Linked DNA regions of Mus musculus: region 1 is linked to region 2. Evidence: chromatin loops called from intact Hi-C (ENCODE). Cell type or tissue: left cerebral cortex. All regions are shown on one strand.

Region 1 (8,000 bases), 430 kb before region 2:
ATGTAATTTGTTAAAATGCAGATATTAAGAAGTAAGATGCACCCCCACATGACTCCTGCCCTTCAAGAGGAGCTGAGGCACAGCCGCAAGCTCACAGGGAGAAAAAGCCACACGATGATGAAGGCAGCGGTCAGAGTGGTAGAAATTTCCAGTAATGTTGGAAACCAGGAAAAGCACACAGAATTTAATATTCTCTATGGCTTACAGGGAAGAATATGGTCTGTTCATAACTTGGCTTCTAGTTTCAACATAATACCATAACTTTCTATCATTTTAAGCTATCCAGCTTGTGGCATTTTGTTATAGTACTTTTAGGAAACCATGGTAGCTCAGGATTTATTGCCCCTGAAAGTACTCATTGATATATTGCTAGGTAGTTATTGTAAGAAATTATAGATGTAGTGGTAGTAAGGTGACTTCACATTTATAAAGGAGATTCTTCTAATTACAGGTCCCTCTGCTGAGAAGAACTGCTCCTCAAAGGGTGTTTATCACTTTAGAGACTCTTAGCTGCTAACATGCCAGTCTTTATTCACCACATATGTTCTTATCCCAAACATACACTCAATATGCATATACAGCCTGACGCCGCCGCCTCCAGACTGAGTCTCATGCTTAGATGGCACTGCTGTGTGTGTAATTTGGGTTTCTTCTTTCAAGCTGTTTTATGTTTATTTTGATTCGTAACTCATCTGAAGGTCCTAAGAAGGTACATAAAATTTATATGACCCTACACAGTGTACACTAACAGCTGTTTATGTAGAGCTTTGCAAACAAAAAAAGGAAAATGTACCAGGGACCCATAATCTGACATGCCAGAGCCCACCGCTATGGACTATATTCTTTCCATGTCTCTTGCTCCCTCCAAAGGCCAGTCTAACAACTTCTACCTTTTAAACACATCCACAGATCTATATTCTTATATTTTTCTGTTGTTTGGTGAGTCCCAGGTTTCCTGGGATCTGCTGTAAAGATAAGGACATAATTCATCAAACTCAGAGTTCCGCTGTCCTCACCCTTACATTCCTCATGCAAGCTCATTGTTGAGAAGTTACCTTCTTAACCCCCACATCACTTTGTCCCTTTGCATGTGTGCAACCAGCTTCCTCTGACGGGACTCTAACAATGCTCATATTTGTTCCCTCCATCTATGCCTCTAAGTCATATATTCATACATACAATTATTGGTCCCCCTAATGTGCAGAGTATCGAGTGCACACATCAAAGTATGCACTTGGACATAATAAGTGCTTTGAGTAAAGAATGATTATAGTCTCTCTGACCCCCCCCCCTAACTTTCCTGTCCATCACTCAAAGGGAGCCGAATCAGAAGAAAAAGCCTTCTCTGAAGATCTGCCCAAAAATAACTCTCTGCAAAGGGAGCATGGTCTCCATATAATCCCTCTTTAAAATCCTACCCACAAAAGAAGATGGATTCACAAAAGAAGGCCAATGCTACATTGTTACAGGTTACATCCCAGGGCTTCTCCAAAACAGGGTTGGTTGCCCAAGAGACTTCTGCACGGCAAGGCAATCTTCAGCATTCCCACTTCCTCATCGTGCACTTGCATAACTTGTAGCTATTTCTCTGCTAGAATGCCTAAGCCCACTCTGTTTTGTAACTAGAAACCTTTTTAAAAACTTCAGTCAGGCTGGGAATTCCTTGAGTCTTATAATCCCCACACTCACATCTATAAGTCACATAATTCAGTGTCAATATATTTCATAGACTCCATCTTTGAGCCTTTGGAGGGCCCAGAGAGAGTTTATCTCATCCCTATACCACTTGAGCTTTGTGAGAGGTAGCTCCTTTAAGTTGCTTTCCAATTCTATAATTGTGTCTTCAGCTCTGCTCTCTCTGTTGGCTCATTCATTTATTTGTATTTGTAATCTATAAGTTTTATGTAGCTCTTTCTAGAATTTGCCTTGATGTTTTTATATTTTTCTTGTCTTTTTTTTTTTTTTTGCTAGTATTATCTACTCTTTTTTTTTTAATCTCTTTTACTCTTTTACACATGACTTTTGAACTCTTTATCAGGACATTCTCATATCTGTGGGTTTTGAGATTGTCCAGATTTTCATTTCTTTCTCTCTGTATTTCTTGTGTTTATTTAATTAAGCTGTTGACTACACTATTGGATCTAAGTTGTATGATCTAAAACCCTAGTTGGGTGGCAATTGCAGAGTGACATCAATACTTAGTTCCAGGCAGTCAAGCCTCCTCAGGCTCACTGATAACTCACAATGCATTAGTCTGTAACTGTCACTATTTAGTTCATAGATTTATTTTCCTTCACTCCCACAAATGCATCAATACACTAAAATCATGTCTATTATATTAACATAACTATTCATTTGATGATATTTCACCTGGAAGGTCCTATAAAATACACCCTTTTCCTCATATACCATTCTCCCAGAAGTTGATATATATATATGTGTGTGTGTGTGTGTGTGTGTGTGTACCTTTGACAAGTTAAAGGTTAAGGATTTTGATAGTCTAGAATCCTAAGGAATTTTGCCTCCATGTTCTAGAAGGGTAAGACACCTTCTAGTTCTCTAAGGCCATTCCCTCCACACTCTATTTTTCCAGTAAGAGAAACAAAGGCTAGGGATAAAATAACACTTCCATTATAAACAATGAATACTTATTCCAAATTACTTCAGCAATTGAAAAACAAAGACATGATTAGAACTTTGTACTGGAAAGCAAGACATTTTTTTTTTCTCAGTTTAATCTGGAAGTTTGTGAATTAGAGTCAGAAACACATCCAAAGGCGACATCAAAGAGGAAGCTGTCTTAACAGCTGGCTGTGTGGCCCGTACAGGTCACCCAGGGTGACAGGCAAGGGCGCCTTCTCCGCGTTTTAGGAACAAAACATAATCTCACCCATCGCAAGTGTGGTTGCCACTTAGAAAATAGAATCATAATAAAGAGGAAGTAAAGAAGTTTGGCTTATTGTCTGCTGTTCTGGACTTGGACATATGGTTTCTCTTCAGGCACCATACTTTGTGCTTTTTAATCACTGATGTTTTCTCCAACAGTATGTGGGTTATTTGCCTATAATCTTAGTATTGGGAGGTCCAGGCAGGAAGATTGCCAGGTTGAGGTCAGCTTGGGATGCATAATGAGGTCAGTGCCAGACTGAGTCACATAGCAACACCTTGATCCCCAACACTCCAAATCTGAGGATGCAGCTCAGTGAGTAGAGTGCTTGCCTTGCATGTCCATAGCTCTGGGTCTGATCTCGACTGCCAGATAAAGAAAAAAAACAAAAGAAAAATAACAACAGAAGGTAAAATGAAGAGCCAGAATTAGCACTCAGGAATTAGCTTTCTCAGACTGCTGTCAACTGGGGGTTCATCATCCAGGAAGGTTTTTCAAAGCTCTCTCCCCCCTCAAAAAATACTCACATACAGACACTAGGCTTTAAGTCTGTACGTTTTAAGACTCTGAGATGATGAGGTCACTGTGGGTCATAGAAGAAGGAAGGAGAAGAATCTGTCTTCTCGGAACTGAAGACAGAATTAAAAATAAAGACAGGACACAAGAACCATTTTTAGGTGCAATATTGCTTTTCTGCCACTGGATGGTGGTGTAAAACCACTCATGCACACAGAAACAAGGGCTTCCTTTCCGGCCTGCCAAGCAGGTTCACTTTGGTCTTAATTTTTACAAACAACCTCAGTGTGGATGCTATACAGTTTCTCCTTTCTGAGCAAAGTTAGATCCATTTTCAAAGTTTTGCAGTGACATGCCTCCTAAAGTCAGGTCCACACTGAGGTGGTTTATCAGCCCTGACACTAGGAAGACAGACGTATCTATAGAATAAGTTTTCTCGGTTTTGACCAGGGTGGTAGTATAAATTAATTATTAGAAAACAAGGAAACCAGTGACTCTCAGATTTGGGTCCATTCTTAATAAACTCATGCATGATTTTTCTTAAGTAGAAATATTCAAACTTGACTATCAACAAGCCAAGAAATCTTCAGAGACCATTCTAAGCATCAAGGTGGGATGTTAGTGGTGGCAGTGGTATGTGAGCGTGTGTCTGGATGTGTAATGAATGTGTTTTGTATGTGAGTATGGTGTGGGTGTATGGATGTCTGTGTCTCTGTGTGTGTACATGTGTTGTATATGTGTATATATGTATGGTATGCGAGTATGGTATGGGTATATGGAGGTGTGTGTGTGTTGTATATGTGTATATGTGTGTGTTATGTGAGTGTGGTGTGGAGGTGTGGGTATGTGAGTTAGTGGTTGGATGACAAGTATGTGAAAGGGGAATGAAAGCAAAACCACGTCTTTCATTTATTTTGAAATTCAGTTCTTCTATGTTGGGGTGGGGTCTGTTCTAGTTTTCTTCTTGGAAAAGTAATTGTTCATTAGAAGAAGACTTAAGCAAGCTATGCAGCTCAGTTTCCCTGCTGCCCCCTCCAGCTCTTACTTTTGTAGTTCTAAGCTCCCTAGCTACATGGCTGAATTTTTCTCTCTTGCCTGCTCACAGGCATACCATGAGGCTGTGGGGTTCCAGACCAGCCTAAAATCAGCAATCTGTGGCTTCGTGCTCACCTGAAACCCTTCTTCGTTTGCTCTTTTTGGTTCTGTCTTCTTGCTGTCACTATTAACTGTGGCTTCTTGACCCAAATCAAGTCACCACGCCAGGCAAGCGCTTTTGGGGAAGGACTGGAGAGACCCAGAGATTACATGGGACTAGGTGTAATTATAGAGAAGAAAATACGGTCTTCTTACAGAGAGCAAGAGGAAGTACGCAGACAGATCCTGAATGTCAAGGCCCTTGAGTGAGAACTCACCACGCTAGGGCAGGCTGTGCACAGAGGCAGGAACAAAATGCACAGAGAAGGGGGCAGAGAGCAAGTGAGAAGATGATGGGAAACTATCAAGTATGTTCTGAGAGTTCATTATGTGCTGACTCTGGGGACATAGAGAGGTCTGTAATAAAATCTCGGGAGATGAGAGGCAAATGTATAATTGGAAGGCTACCAGTTTATCCACAACTGTTTTGAGAGTAAAAGGGATAAAATACTAGGACAAGTCGGAAGAAGCCTAATGCTGGCTGGTTTGAAAGGCTTCCTGGAGGTGCTGACACCACCCAGAGACTAAAGTCACGTTTGTTTGTTGCCTGAAAGTGCTTATGACACATCAAGGGCCCATTTTCACCACTCACCTTTACCTCTAGACCTATAACCTAGGTTTGGTTATAGTATTAGACCTACAACCAGACCTAGAGCTCACTGGGACCCTAGAAGTAAGGAACAGAGTGCAACCAATGAGGAGATGCATTATACCCTTAAAGAACTTGACTTTTTTAATTCACACAAACAGACATGTGGAGAATATTTGTGGGAATGAGTATCAAGCACGTGGGAGGATGATGGAAGAAACACAGGCTGGATCAGTTTGTTGATACATGAGCAGTGAGCAGAGAGTTCCAGTTTTACTGATGCAGCAGACATAGTTTTAAAAGGGGCTAAGAGTTTATATGTTTGACTTAAAGACTGCATCAAAAGACGGGTACTATGAAAGAATTGAGCATGACTGACATGTCTTGGCTTAAGGTTGATCATGGGATTCAAAGGCTCAGAAACGATAGAATGATGGACAGGATTTGCTATTTGAAGCCTATTTTCCACAGTACGAGGGCCCAAAAGATGTCTTGTTGATAAAAGGATAGAAAACAGATTTGTGGGCTGGGAGACAGGTCACTCAGGAAAGCACTTAGCATGGAAGCATTCATTGTTTAATCACCGGAAACTATATTTATGTGTGCCACGGCATGCAACTTACAATCTTAGCACTGGGGAAGTGGAGACAGGCAGATCCCAGAAGTGTACTGACCAGTCATCCTATACTAATCGATGAGTTCTAGGCCAACCAAAAGACTTTCTCTTAAATAGCAAAGTTGCTGAGGAATAATAGCCCTCCCCCCAATCATGCACATTGTATGACAAAACTTTTTTTCTAGAAGACCAACACACATCTACTCATCATAGACAGGAAGCCCATGACAAAGAAAGTATAGATATCAGCAAAGTCCAACTTTGTGAACTAAGTTTTACTATGATTACTTATAGGAATATGGGGGGTACTTACAGGAGCAGAAATAACTCAAAAACAGCAGTGTCACCAAAGCCTATCCGAGGATGGGTAACAACTCAGGAATACTGGGGATCTGGATCACATTGCATAGATGTAGGCAGCTCAAAAGACTGGAGAGTGTTCTTACCAAGTGACTCCATTGGTCTAAACCTCTTCCAGGCAGCATGGCTAGTTTCTGCTTCTTCTAGGTATCCAGTCTGATCTCAGAGTCTTCCTTGTGGCTTCGATTGTCTGACAGTGACTTTCAACAGTTTCTATTCCTTACTCTGAGAAGGAAGGGCCTAGTGAACCCAGTCAGTTTTAGGGACTTCCTAAACTGTATTTAGTTGTTTGTCTTCTGCCTTAAGGAAGTCTCTTGCAGGATGGAATGTTTCAATCTTAGAGGAAAATGTTACACAACATACCCACACCAAAAAGAATAGAAGAAATTGATAATGTTATAGCATAAGCAGTGTTGAAAAGAAAAAAAAAGAAACTCATAAGATGAGTACCAGGCTGTATCTAAAGAGCTCATTACTACTGCTTAATACTTTTGGTGTATGCCAGACATTTCTAGTGGGGTGCTGCAGCTGCCTATTTCAATAATTAAAATATCATGGCATGATTAGGAACCTAGATTAGCAAGGGCTGAGTTGGCAGTGTGAATGTTACAACACAGGCAAAGTCATGTTTATAATGGTTTGACATATGTATACCTTTGGCATTAGTTAGTCACAGTGCTCTGAGAAATGAAATAGATATGAAGGATACTAAGTTAGTCCTTGCTTGATCTGCAGAAGTAGAAAATTCCAGAATGGGTGAATAACAAAAGTTATCCCGAATTATAGCAAAAGAAAAATCATGGCCCATCAATAAATTTCCTGATTTGGACAAGTTTACAGACTCAAAACCATTCAAATAAAGAGTATGGCATGTCTTTTTCAAGAGGGACCTTGCTGCAATTACTATAAGTTTTATTACAACCCTTTTAAAAGTAAAGAGCCATACAGTATTTTTCTAGAGTAACTGTGTGGAAAATAAATAAGACCTTTGGGAACCTGTTGAACATGAGCTCTGCATGGGCATTGATTCTGGAACACCACAAAAAGGTCCTCCAGGTAGGGCTTATGGAGGTCAAATGATCAATGGAACCTCAGAGAACATCAGATTCATGGTATGTCCCCAAACTCAGTCTGTGGCTACTTCTCCAGTATAGACTGCATACTAGTGATAAAAAATATCAGAAAATGCACATTGGTTCATCCACCTGTGAAATAAGAGTTGAAAGTCAATGGAAAACATTAGACCTTCCCTTTACATGGAAGATAACGAACACAAAAAAAATCTTGCATCCCTGGAAGGATTTTAGAGATTAATGTCACCAGCAAGGCCTTGAAAGATGGAGGGATGGTAATTTCCACTGGACCTCCTTTTAGCTCTCCTGTAAGGCCTGAGTGGAAGACCAATAGGTCATGGAGAATGACAGCTGATTATCAAGTAATGACTCTGATTACAGTTGCTGCACCAGATGTGGTTTCACTATTTGAGCAGATTACCATATCTTCTGGTACCTGTGTGCCTTTATTCAACATCTTTCAAATGTATTTTTCTCCATATTTGTCCATAAGAACCACCAAACAATTTTCTTTCATTTACCAAGGCCAGCAGTACATCTTTATCGGTTTACCTTGAGGTGATATTAATTCTCCAGCCTGTGTTATACTTGGTTCACAGGGATATTGAGTGCTTTTTTTTTTTTAATCACAGTAGTATATTATACTGTTGGCATTATGTTGACTGGACCAAACTAGTGGGAGGTAGCAACAACTCTTGACTTTTTGGTAAAGTATGTATATTGAAGGATGAGAAATAATTCCAGCCAAAATCCAAGAGTGCTCTA
Region 2 (8,000 bases):
CATTACATTACATCTTAATATATGTAACTAAGACTTGCTTTGTCCTAATGAATTTTATGCTCTATGTCATGCATACTCAAGAAGAATGTATAGTGGGAGCAAGAAGAAAATCTATAATGTAATAAGTGTCTATGAGACTGGAACTGCTTGTTACAACACCATGAACGTCCCCTTGTATATGCACTGGAAAGATAGGAAGTTGTAAGATTTCCTGTATTGGTAAACTGCCATGTGTTCTTTGAGCTCACTGAGAAGCTGGCTCTGGAAATAGGGTCATCTATCCTGCTGTTTCAGCTACAAACATGCTTATATCATAGTGTCTTCCAAGGCTCATGTGTGTAAGGATTCTCTTTAACTCTGTGTCAAGAAGGGAAGAGAATAGCAAGTAGCCATGAGTTAAAGCACTGTGTCTTTGAGAAAAACTAGAAGGTGACACATTTCCAACAGAGGTCACACCATTGTTTAAGCCTGCACAGTGATACCTGCCCTGGTAAAGAGAACCTAGAAGATAACCATGGGAAGCTAGCTTAGCCATGGAGAGGTTTATTCAGGATCTTCAGCTGGTGGCTTTAGCTTCCCCTGTACAATTATGCTGGATAATGTAAGCAACTGATTTGGTGACATCATCTCTGCTGTTATTTGCTCTTTTATTTGGAAGTCTCACTGAAGGGGACATTTGCTCTGCCCAGTAATCTCTCTTTAAGTTGCTGCAACTGACTGCTTCGACAGAGCTGCCCTAATTAATTTCGATTGGATGGTTCAAACACACAATTTGATGATTTTTTTTTATATCAATTTATCCATCTATCCATCTATTTGCTCTCTTTTTCTAAATTCTGGCTTTCTATTGGATTAATAAATTCACTCATTCTAAACTAAACGTATGGCTATTGTAGACCATTCTTTGGAGACACTGCTCAGCTAAAACTAGATAAGGTATTTAAAAATATCATTTTGTGTCCACACTGTAAGATTAATGCAATAAAAACAGCTATATTGTGACAAGCTCTAACAATACATATTTTCATATAATTACTTTTTAATTAAAACTTGGTAACAGCATTTAATAATGTCATGTAAAAGGTAAATATAGATTGGATACTTGACTCATGTATTATCAAAATATTCTTTCCAAGGTCAGTTCACTGTGATACACTAAAAATTATGGTTGTTTATAAAATATAATGTATAAATGGAATGTTAATAAATATCTAAAGTGTAATGTGAAGCTTACTTACGATGCCATTAAAATCTAAAGAAAAAAAACAACAACCTATTTTATACCATTTAAAATCCATAAGTGTGTTTTTAGTGCTATTTATCATATCTTCCAGCTAGTAGACATTCTGCAATTTCCCAAATCAGGGTCTAATAGTTATTGTACAAATCTGTGATAAACGTTACATACTCAAACCATAACAACAATGAAATGAAAATTATTAATTTTGTCCTTCTAAATCCCTCTGTCTCATCTAAGAATCAGATAGTGACTAGAGGCTTCTCTAACAAGAGCAACTTCCCATACCTCAAAGGTCATTATTCTAGGCGATGAGTACAATCCTAGGAACCCACATGGTAGAGAACCAATTCCCTAAAGTTGTCTTTGGACCTGCTGTGGCATGCACATGCATACAATAAATAAACAAGGATGTAAATAAGTAAGTACATAGAGCCACACAAAGGAGAAGCAGAGACTGCCGACAGAACATCTGTGGCTAGAGCCCAGATCACAGACTCTCAGCTCAAACCTCATCCCATCAGGCCATTCTGTCCACAAACAGACAAGAGACACCCAGGCAAGAAAGTGTCTTTCCCTGTCAAGTGTGTGCACTCCTGATACACGCCTCTTGTGTTGGGAACTGTATTAAATCCCGGGGTAACAAGTACATAAGATGCACCTGTGGCCTAGTGGAAATGTGTTTGTGGAAAGCTTGATTCAGTACTTGGGGACCAGTGTAACTCACAACTTCCATTGTTAAAATTTTTCTTGCCAGATAAACTCTGTAAACATATTGAATTTTAGACTTCTGGGAGAAAGGGACATTCAATTTTTTAAAAAAAGGAATGAAGAAAAGAGAAGAGAAGAGAAGAGGAGAGGAGAGGAGAGGAGAGGAGAGGAGAGGAGAGGAGAGGAGAGGAGAGGAGAGGAGAAGAGAAGAGAAGAGAAGAGAAGAGAAGAGAAGAGAAGAGAAGAGAAGAGAAGAGAAGAGAAGAGAAGAGGCCCAATCATGTCCTTGGAACTGTTCATCACCATTTTGTTTTTAGGCCTGTGAAAGTGGGTAATGTGATTTGTTTTTTCTTTATAAAATGTGTCTGTGTTTATCCCAAAGAGGCATCCCTTTGCACTGCGTTCACTCTGACAACAGTACATGCTTTGTGACTCTTTGAGAAAAGATCCCGCACCAATCTCTCTTAAGTCTTGTAACCACAGATCAGGCAATGCTGATCTAATTAATTGGACAGTCAAAGCTTTGTTCTCCCTGTTCTGCAGAGGGCTAGGATACCTTTACTTTCTGAGCAAGCATCAATTCACGTTGCCCCGGCTGTTCTCATTCCTCCAGGTTTCCCTGCTCACCTTCCAAAGCCTATCTCTAAATAAAAGTATAGAAACTTCATGTCTTATCTTCTATGCCCCTACTAAAAAATATAGCACATACATTTATAATTTGTAGAAAATTATGTAAGACTGTCCCTTTAAGAGTGAGCTCATCTGAACAGAACACAATGGAAACTTGTGAGGTTACTAATTTCTGGCAATGCCTTGTCTCCATTTTTCCTGTTGTTGTTTTTGCTGTAGGACATGCACTTCTCAAGTTAGTTTGTTTGTTGAGGTTTTTTTTGCTGTTGTTGTTTGGGTCACTTTTCTTTGTACAATGTTCAAGAGATGACTAAGTTGTGGAAGGGCCGAGATGTCATTTTCCTCTGTGGGAATGCTATTTATAGCTACAAGTTGTCTCTTGGCTTCCTCTAAGGGTCCACTGCTATCTGCAACAACAAGCATTAGGTCAATACATCTTTGACTGAACCCTCCCCCATGGCTGTCTACTATGGCTCTCCCTCCCTAGATACCTTACCCTGGGCTGCCTCTGGTTCCAAGACACTTCTGTATCATATCCTAAGTCAGTACTCTGCCCTCTCTGGGCTCTAGAGCACTCTCCTGAATTTTGAAATTCCTGGTATTATCATAACATTTTACAGCTTATTTTAACTTAAGAGTGATATAGTCTTGACACATTTTCATAGCAGTGAATATTATTTAAAAATATGGCTTTAAATGGCTGACTAGCCTATCATGTGGCTTTGAATTAAATACATTTATTGGAAATGTAGAACCCAATTAAAAACTTGGCTGAGGCAAAAGAAGTGGAAACCAATTGAAATAGAACCTACAGACCTCCTGCCCCAGTTTGTTGTTTAGACCCTATAGTACTTCAGTCTGGTTCTTATCTTCCCTTGCTCTAGATTTCTATTTCAGTGGATCCCCCCTAATCGGTTTCCAGAGTATCTCAAATGACTTCTTGAACATCCACTGTGGGTAACCTGCTTGCTTTGAGTACCTGCATGGAATAGCAAATCTCAGTACTTGCTCCAGGCTTGAAAGAGAAAATGTTATCCAGTCACACGGTCTATGTTTAAGATAACTCCCATAAGGCAAACGTCCCTTAGTACATTTGGGTCAAGTTTCCACCTCTGCCCAATCAGGCATCGCTGGAAGGCATCTGACATTGCAGAAGCAGACCTCCCTATGCAGTAGAGAAGGGGCAAACTCTGATATTGTCTGTTACAGACACTCAGTCACAACTAACTGCAGACCAATTCCTGTGTACTCCGTGCTCATCTGAGCTCCCATGCCTCTGTTTCTGCAAGTCGATGCTCTTTCTGCCTCCACTGTCATCCTCCTCCCTAAATGAAACCAAGCCTTTCCTTCATGGTGCACAGTACACAGAATCCCTCTTAGAGACTCGAGGAGCCGCACCGCATGCTTATGCATTTTCATCCCTGGGATGACCCTGCACCTGCACTTGGAAATGAAAGTACCACATAACCAGCTCACTGTGGGTGTTGCCGAAAGAGAGCTGCTGTTAAAGTCTCTGAACGACAGCAAGCGGTTACATTTACTTGTCAAGGTTGTAGGGTTGAACCTAGCAGATAGCAAAGTACTCTGGAAGTACTAATTACTATCATTAATCTGATTATGAATGCCGATTAAGGAAGAACTATAAAATTATAATTTTATAATAAATATTATCTCTCAAGAGGCAGCGAATTATATAGAAACCTCCTACAGTTGGCATGGACTGTCCTGACCTCCTCTCTGTTTTACAAACATGTCAAGCACACTCCTTCATTTGAAAGCCCTTGACTTTCTGGTCCCTTTTACTTTTGTGAGTCTCTCAGTGGCTCATTAATTACCTCATCTAGATCTCTGCTCAGTTTTTACCTCCTCGAAGGCAGCTTTCTGTGTCTCTCCAGAAAGTGGCTCTCCCTAATCTCTAACCTGCAGGCTTTATTTTTCCTTGGCAATCATTATACTTTCTCCATACGGCTGGTATGTTCTACATATGCCATCTTGGCAGAGAAGCTTTGGGACAAAACATTAGTCTCTCTTTTTCTCATCACTCAGTCTGTAGTGCCTGTAACGGTATATTTTGTATGCCCTTAACAACAGCAGCTACTTCCCTAGTGCATCCAAATACCCAATCGACGCTTGCTGAGTTGAGATAACTAGGTAAATCAAAAGTGCAGGCAGCTCTGAACTGGAAGCTTCCCTCAGAGTGAGGAAGGAGTGACTGCAAGGACTCCATGATTTCACAGAGCTTCAGTTTGTGAAGTCTGTTCAGTAGATTTTTTTTTTTTTTTTTTTTTTTTTTTTGGTTTCTTCTTCCCTAACTTCAAGCTTTCTAGAGACACCTAGTGGCCTCCGGGGACACTGCTCAAAGTTGCAGAAGGCTTTTGAGTGGAGTTTGGGGGCACTTTGTTTAAAATATTCTCAAAATATTTCTGTCAGTCGGTCTGTCCATCTGTCTGTCTGTCTCTCTCACTCTCTTGCTCTGTATGTGCCTGTCTCTCTTTATCTGTCTATCTCTCTGTGTAAGTGTACATGTGTGTAAAATATATGCATATTCACATATATACACAAATATATCCTTCACAGTCCTGAGAAACAACATTTATTTTTACCTTTATTTCCCTTAAAGATGACAATTTTGAGTTTGAGGAAGTTTGTTCAATGCCCCAAAACCAGAAAACAGTAATGAGAGACTAAAATCTGAAGTGGAAACTTTAAAGGGTTTTTGGAAAATCATTCACGTTGAATGGTGTTTTGCTGGGGCAAACACATGAAGGGACGTTTCATTAAAGTGGATACACATGAAAGGCTAAGGCAGACTCGTGAAGGAACGTTTCACTGAAGCAGACACAGGAGAGAGGATGTTCTGCTAAAGCAAGCACATGAAAGGACACGTGATGAAGGATTCTTTGCTAACAACACACATGTATTGGTCCATCTTACATTGCATAGTTGAACTGCATTTGTCAGGATACCATACAGAGAAATACACCAAAAAAGTTCTGGTGGTATGCTACAGTTTATTGCTACTTCTTTGGACTCAGGCTGATTGGGAAAGTGATGTCAGCTGAGACAGACTCACATGCTGAGGCAAAACTCATGGAGGACACAGGAGGTTTGGAGGACGTATAAAGAGGACTCAACCACCAGTGACAGAGGCAGAGCTAGGCTTGCTTATGGAGCTAGCTTGTGCAACCCTTGTTGGTCTCTAGTCTGCACTGATCTTTACTGAGAGAGGCACAGCCAAGAACTTCTCCTGATGTTCCTCCTGGTCCCTCTTGTTGACTTGTGCCAGGCGGAGGCCTGGCTATCTCTGCTAGATCACATCACTGCTGTTGCTAACCCAATTCTGCCAAGCTGGACTGCTGGTGTATCTGTGAAATGTTTGCAAATGGATCAAGCTGCTGCTGCTGACCTGTGAACTGAACTGCGGATTTCCAAACAATACAGACGGGAGTTGCTCCAAAGAACCCTTCTTAAACAGGTCCACTTCCCGGGTATCCTTTCTTTTCCACTATCTCTGGAGGGTGGTGAGCTAGAAAGGAGTTTAAATCGTTTAAGAACCACCGTTAAAAATAGATCTTAAAAAAATTAAAGTTACAAGCAAGTACCCCACTCAAGTTCTTGATTCAAGGGAACAGTGGGACTGTAGCTCTGAAAAGGTACAGCAGTCTTCCGGGATCATCTGCAAAGTTCTCTTGAGGTCAGCATTCCAGGCCCTGAGAAAAGACATAAGTAGTGCACCCATGGATGCAGTAATAAAATACGGCACACGTGATGCATCATATTATGCTTAGGGAAGCCAAAGCCATGAACTCGATGTATTAGAAGATGGGGACTTTTGAATGAATCACATTACTGTCTCATTCAGTCATTGAATTCAGACCTATACTGATGGTGGAGAGGCAGTGTGGAGTAGTGGGGAAAGCATGTCTTTTGGTCACCGGTGCTGCACTGAGATGAACGTCAAGAGATGAACGAGCCAAGTTCCTGCCTTCCTTCCCATCCCTAAAAATGAAGAAAATAATATCTACTTTTCAAAAGTTTTCTAAACCATAAGTAAGGCTGAATCTTCTAGGATAATAGTAACCTACAACAGTACTTATTATTGCTAATATTGAATCTCTACACCACACCTTCAAATAAATTCTTTCCTTGGAACCTGCCAGAATACCTGGCCGCCGTTTTCGGCTCTTGCTGACACGTGTGACATATCTGATAGGAAGCTCAGTCGCACTGTGAGTTGCTCATCCTGGATGTTCAAGCAGCCCACCTCCCCTCTACGTCCCCGGAGCATAATTGAAAAGTGCAATCTAAGCGAATACTATAAAACACAGGCATACCTAGTCATCTGCTTAGAACTGGACAATTGTTACAGTCAGGAACAATAAAGCAAACCTGAAATGTGAATAAAAGCTCATCAAAGGGTAATGCTTTAGCATTGTGTATGAAAATGAATGTCATGTAAGTGATGAATAGCCCCTGCATTTAAAGACACACACACACACACACACACACACACACACACACACACAACTTTGTTGAGGCTCTAGGAAATAAACAGTGCAACCATGCTGCCCTCTAGTGTTGGAAAATAAAACAGGCAAACACTTTATTTGCTTATCTATCTACATAATTACAAAGGTAACTTTTTCCAGATGAAGTACTGAACAGCATGCTCACAATCAGAAGTGGGATCCAAGAGTCAAAAGCATCAGTGATACAAACATCACAAGAGTTATCTGCCTCTCATTTGTCAGCTTACCCCATGCCTAGAGAAACCATCCTAGAACCATTTTAATTACTCGCAGGCATGGCTTTATAGTGTTTTGAAGACAGCTGGCTTGAAATTACCATCATAGAGGGCACATGTACATCATATTTATTGCTAATGCAGATGCAATGAGTTTACTTAAATGGGGGGATGAATGCATAAAATCCAGAAGGACTGGGAGTCTCTGCTCATAGATACTGTGCCCACTGCAATCTTCCTCTCCATACCATTGCTGAGACTAAAGGAGTAGGATGTAGGTTCTTCACACCCATCATCGCATGCACTTACTGTGAGGAACGTGCTACTGAAGGCAGTCCCTGATGGAAGAATCTGGAAGCAAACATCCAGGCTGATTGAGTGGACCAGGCATGTCTATTTATTTTCTAACACTGTTCACAGCTCTGGAGGACAGACGTCTGAAATGGAAGCATCCACAAGGCCAAGACTCTCTGAAAATTCTGGAAACTCCTTTACTGCCTCTGCCTAGCTCCTGGTGCTGCCCATGGACCTTTGGTACCTATTGCAGTATCTGTGCCACTCCTGTCTCTGCCTTGATCATCAGAACATATGCCTTGATCACAGAACATACGCCTTTCCATGTGTCTGACCCTCTGCGTGGCACCCCCCCCCCATTTAAACAGTTATCCTATCAGATTA

The links. Peaks named below come from ENCODE experiments on the same cell type or tissue, not always from the same donor. Only the 100,000 strongest peaks of a DNase experiment are listed, where the experiment ranks them.
Region 1: a loop joins it to region 2, with 7 times the contacts of the local background. A loop is called at or near these places in 38 of 42 quality-filtered maps.

Annotation. Positions count from the first base shown.
Region 1 is chr4:102,652,310-102,660,309 of GRCm38, reverse strand. No RefSeq gene overlaps it. Among named protein-coding and RNA genes, the nearest start is that of Gm24869, 81 kb to the left of the region's middle. In left cerebral cortex, a CTCF peak has its summit at 3,595 (motif pointing right); a DNase peak (open chromatin) is centred at 3,604.
Region 2 is chr4:102,226,030-102,234,029 of GRCm38, reverse strand. It overlaps a transcript of Pde4b not described here. Among named protein-coding and RNA genes, the nearest start is that of Pde4b, 25 kb to the left of the region's middle. In left cerebral cortex, CTCF peaks have their summits at 4,927 (motif pointing left) and 7,186 (motif pointing left); DNase peaks (open chromatin) are centred at 4,658, 4,897, 7,171, 7,663 and 1 more place; H3K27ac peaks cover 1,609 bases.